2 separate regions of the Homo sapiens genome follow, and region 2 is linked to region 1. Evidence: read pairs that join two places in POLR2A ChIA-PET (ENCODE). Cell type or tissue: GM12878. All regions are shown on one strand.

Region 1 (2,500 bases):
CTTGATCCCAGGAGTTAGAGACCAGTCTGGCAACATAGTGAGACCCTATCTCTATAAATAAAGTACAAAAAAATTTCGCAGGATATGGTGGCACATACGTATCGTCCCAGCTACTCAAGAGGCTGAGATGGGAGGATCATTTAAGCCCAAGTGTTCAAGGCTGGAATGCGCTATGACCATGCCATTATATTCCAGCTTAAGTAACAGAGCCAAGACCCTCTCCAAAAAAAAAAAAAAAAAAAAAAAAAAAAAAAAAAAAAGAGTGGATTCTTCAAACCATTCAATTGTTCCAAGAAATTTACAATGCCTATATCAAACCATTCAATAGTTCCAAGAAATTTACAATGCCTATAAGCATTTATAGGCTATAAGGAGGTCTGCACCAGATCATCAGTTAGCTCTGTTCAGAGCCAACATTTTTCTGATTCCTAAACCTTTTTTGGTTATCTTATCCTAATGCCATGTGGAACCCACTTTGGAAATGGCTGGCAGGGCCTGAGCCCCTGCTCTGCACACAGGGTATCCTTTAGCTCTCACCCTGTCTAGACTGAGCACGCCACTCTCATCCAGGTTGAAGTGAGCCTTGATGCCCTTGGACTCGTAGTCAGGATACTTCTTGAAGCTGTCACCCACCCCTTTTAGCTTCACTGTGGTCAGATTCTGGGAGCCAAATACCCTGGTTGGGAAGGAAAGAGGAGTTCAGGGGGACCCACCCCAGCCCATCTCGCCCTCTAGACTACATGGCCTCCTGGCACAAGGTGTCAGGGGCACTCCCCAAGGGCACACTCAAGAGGACGGATGCATTCTCCAGCGAAGCTGATCATAGCTGCCCTGTTTCAGCCCCGCAGGCCCACATCCTCCCTCACCCCCAGTCCTCAGATTATCCAGCAGCCACGCCTCCCCCTCCCTGGAGCTCCCATCCTACACCCCTGCCCCTCACCGAAGATCTTCAGGCCCCAGGAAGCCCAGGTCGCCGTAGTTGATGTGGAAGTTGAAATCATGGCTGTAGCGGTTAAAGGTGATGACTTTGCGTTGAGGGTAGGGCCCCATCCGAGAGAAGAGTACCCGTTTATTGTGCTTCAGGCTGTGAATCCCAGGCTCCTCCTCCACCTCCCTCGTGAACTCCACCTACACAGCAGGCAGACAGAGGCACACTGTTGCACACTAGAGAACCCGAGTAGGTTCTGGGGTAAGGATGGGGGTGGGATGGGGGAGACCTCTTAGCAGAAAGACAAAGGGATGAGCCAGAGCAGACAGAAGGGGAAACCCTACTTGGGAGAGGTAAAGGGAGCTTGTCACCTGCTCAGTCAGGCTCACTCACCAGGATGGGGTAGACCACTGCATCTCGGACGACAAATGGCTTCACTTTAAAGGCTTTGCTGAGCGCAGCTGCCTGGTACACTGCCCCCATGGCGGCTGCTTCATCTGCATTGATGTTCTTCCCCAGCTCCTCCCTGGGAAAGCCCCAAGCCTCAGCACGGTCTACCCTGGAGCATGCAACCGGGACTTCCCTCCCCTCAGCCCTCCAGCTGCTCAGCCCAAAGCCCTGCCCCAGGCAGAACTCAGCCAAGCGCTCTAGCCCCCACACTCACTTGCCCACGGCCTTCAGCAGCACCTCCTGAACTCTGGGGACCCGAGTGGCCCCACCCACCAGGATCACCTGCTCAATCTCATCCTGCAGTGGGTAAGAATGACAGGTGCAACAGCATGCAGTTAGCACTGACTCGTCCCTTGACGTCCCATGGGTTTCCTATGCCCTTTCCTACGGGGCATTCCCGCCTTCCCCTACTCGCTCACCAGACTCATTTCGGCACTCTGGAGGGCCTGCTGTACAGGCCCAGGCACCCGCTCAAACAAGTCTGCACACAACTCCTCAAATTCCACACGAGTCACTTTTGCCTTGAAGTCCACATCATCCATCAGGCCTTCAATCTGGGAGAGGATGGGGACTGTCAGGGGGTTCTTGCCCAGCTCCCGCTCTCTTGGTGAGTAGGACAGAAACAAAAAGAATAGGTCTTTGGGAGGATGGTAGCGGGAGGAGCATGGGCCATGCCAGGCACGAGCAGCCCAGTTCAGTGGCAGGGTCCCCCACCCTCTACGTGGGACAAAATATAGCCTCAACCAGCCACTTGTGGGCACCTGTGCCATGTGGTCAGCGTTGGCACTGAGGACGGTTTTGAGCCGATTAGCCTCACGCAGCAGCTTGGCCATGGCACGCGGGTTCTCCCGCACATCCTTTGCTCTCTGACCCTTGCGCTGCTCATTGAAAAGCCCAGCCAGGCGTTCTCGAAGCCGGAGCTCCATCTCCAGGCCCCCCAGGGTACGGTCAAATCTGTTGAGAAAAGGGAGCAGGGAAAAAAGTGAAGAACACATGGAGTCCCCGCATCTGCACAGGAGCCTCTCATCCCCACATGGCACCTTTCCTTCATCTCAGGGGACCTTGTTCATCTCCAGTGCCCCATGTGTGGACACACACTCTGCCCTCAACTCTCTACAGCAC
Region 2 (2,500 bases), 390 kb before region 1:
GCCTCATACCCTTGGTGGGGGCTGTGGGCTCTCTCCCCAGGGGCACTGGCCCTGCCTAACCCCAGCGGTACAGGAAGCACCAGTCAGCTCCTCCCCCGGGCCCACATGCAGGTGAGCACACTGAGGCCTGGGGCGGGGGTCATGAGCAGCAGAGTTCAGGAGTTCCCTGGTGTTGGCCAGCCCACCCCTGGCCTGCTCACCTGAACTTCATATTCTCCTCCCCCACCGGGCTGTCCACCGTTGCTGACGTCATACTGGGGACAAGCGGGTGGGCTGTATGTCAGGTACTGCCCCCCAGCTCCAGGAACAACAAACAACCAGAGCCCCTGGGGAGAAGCTGCTCTGCCTGCCCAGCAGCCCCTGCAGTGCTCAGGAGTGGCCACTGGGACAGCCTGGGGGTGCAGGGAGGGCTTGGGCCAGCTCACCTTCTCATACATGGCTGACTTCTGCGAGTAGACATCAAAATTGGTTCGGATCCAATTCTGAGCCAGCTGGAAAGCCACTTCCTGGGCCCGACGTAAAGGTGCCTTGGCCAGGCCTAGACCCCATTGCAGGCAGGACTCAACCTCCAGGTCTCCCATCCCAGACAGAGCAGTGGCTGCACCCTACTCTCCCCAAGGAGGGAAAGAGGCCTGGGCCCTAAGACTTCCTTCCTGAGACCACAGGCCAAACTGCCCTTAATCGACGGCCCTGGTTTGAAGGGCGAACAGGACTGATTGCACTGGACAGGCTGGGTGGACATAAGTGTCAAGTGGAGGCCAGGAGAGCAGAGGAGCGAGAGAAAGGATACGGGGCCTCTTGTGTCTTTTGTTCATGCCTCCCCAGCACCAGGGAGGCCCACCTCTACACCCTGGGAAGGGTCCTTGGCTGTGTCAGCCCTGCCTCCCTACCTCTGATGACCAGGTCCTGCAGGGGGGCCCAGGCATTGGGGAAATCCCACTGCTGGCCTGTCTTCTGGAGAGAGGTCGGGATCCCATACTGGTAAGTCAGGATCCGGTTGTCCTAGAAGGTCCCAGACATTCCCATGACTGTGGGTGGGGCTGGACTGGGAGCCAGGACAGGACGCTGGACCCCGCGGGAAGCCAGACGTCCCCTTCCTGGCTCTTCTTTTCTCGGCTCACAGCTGCCCCCCGGTGGCTCTGGTGGGACCCGCAGGCTGGGACAAGGGGCATAGCCGGAGGAAGCGCCCTCCCCTGCAGGTCCTGTTCAGGGTCGGGAGGGGGCGGTGCTGCCTGCAGTGGACCCGAGCCACCTGCTGTGCCCTCACCTCCAGGTATTTCAGAGCCTTGTCCGCCACGCCAGGGTCAGAGAAACACCCGGCCCAGAGTGGAGTGAGGTTGGATGGGTAAAACTCCCGGTTTTTCTTCTTCTTCTCAAGGTCGTAATCGAACCAGGCTCCGGTCTGCTCATCCCACAGGACTGTGTTCAGGGCGGCCAAGCGCTGCGACCGCAGGATTCTGTACTTCGTGGCCTGGGAGTCGTTCCCTGGGGCAGTGCTGCCTTTAGAGCCAGCAGCCAGTGCCCTGCCTGCTGCCCCAGGCTTTTTTCGTGGTTCTACTTTAGCCTCCCCGCTTTGTGTTTCTCTGCAAAGGCTGAGACACCCTGATGACCAAGGGGATGTGCCGATCTGGAGCCCACCACATTTCTGGCCTATGGCCCCGCACTGCTCCCAGGGAACCACTGGAGCTGATCTGTCCCCAGGGTCTCCAGGGTCTATCCTCCCAAGGGTACTGGCTGGGTGGATTCCCCTAGCTCTTAGGGGGTCAAGGGCAGCTGTCTGAGGGAGAGGGAGTGGAAGGATTTTGGATGCGTGGACTAGGGTTCCCCTCACAGACCCTAGAGACCCTCACAGTAAGAAAGGGAGGAAGAGAGGATTAGGGTTGGCTCCGTTTGTTCTCTTGTCTGGTACGCAAATGTGAGTGCAGGCTTCCACTAGGGCGGGGCTCGACAGGCTAAGTTGCTGAAGGCCTGTCACACAAGGGTCCTACTTCCAGTTCTATTGCCAAGCCTGAGCAGGAAACCAAGCTCCCTGCTTTCCCTTCCCTACTGGGGTGCTCACCCAGCCTGGAATAGAAGTTGCTCATCAGCTCCTCTGCTTGGCATAGGAAGGCATTCAGGTCAACAGGCACCAGTTTGCTTGTTCGGATGCCGCTAAGCGAGTTGGGGTTTGGGCCTCCAATGAGCCAGCGTGAAGAGAAGTCCCAGCCAGACTCAGCCCCAGCCTTGAGCTCAGCCCACAGAGCCTCCCGGTCTCCTGTGAGGACAGAGCAGGGAACCAGCCAGTCCCGGCTGCAGGATAGGCAGCCATTGACAGGAGACCAGAGCCTGACACAGCAGGTGTGCAGCTGCCCTGCCCCCAGCCCTCCCTCACCCTCCTGCTGCTCACCTTCTGGCAAGGTGTCAGCCAACTCCACATCTTTGCTGTAGGACTCAGGCCTGGCAAAGAGGAGAGGTGGGCAGCCTGGCACTAGTAGCTACTAAGCCCCTCTGTGGTCAAGAA

The links. Peaks named below come from ENCODE experiments on the same cell type or tissue, not always from the same donor. Only the 100,000 strongest peaks of a DNase experiment are listed, where the experiment ranks them.
Region 2: POLR2A ChIA-PET joins it to region 1 with 8 read pairs; 2 of 35 experiments call an interaction of 5 or more read pairs at or near these places.

The regions. Positions count from the first base shown.
Region 1 is chr11:119,050,498-119,052,997 of GRCh38, forward strand. It overlaps HYOU1 (hypoxia up-regulated 1), which reads right to left. Exons shown (of 26, transcript NM_006389.5): 9 at 2,140-2,332; 10 at 1,798-1,932; 11 at 1,593-1,675; 12 at 1,322-1,454; 13 at 941-1,128; 14 at 538-676. Among named protein-coding and RNA genes, the nearest start is that of HYOU1, 5.5 kb to the right of the region's middle. RefSeq lists an enhancer at 1,252-1,681. In GM12878, no CTCF peak of the experiment used is centred here; a DNase peak (open chromatin) is centred at 1,504; H3K4me3 peaks cover 1,720 bases; H3K27ac peaks cover 1,789 bases.
Region 2 is chr11:118,658,480-118,660,979 of GRCh38, forward strand. It overlaps TREH (trehalase), which reads right to left. Exons shown (of 15, transcript NM_007180.3): 9 at 2,387-2,436; 10 at 2,060-2,254; 11 at 1,268-1,485; 12 at 891-1,002; 13 at 426-538; 14 at 201-254. Among named protein-coding and RNA genes, the nearest start is that of MIR6716, 16 kb to the left of the region's middle. RefSeq lists enhancers at 1-502, 161-455, 503-1,052. In GM12878, a CTCF peak has its summit at 1,162 (motif pointing left); a DNase peak (open chromatin) is centred at 1,202.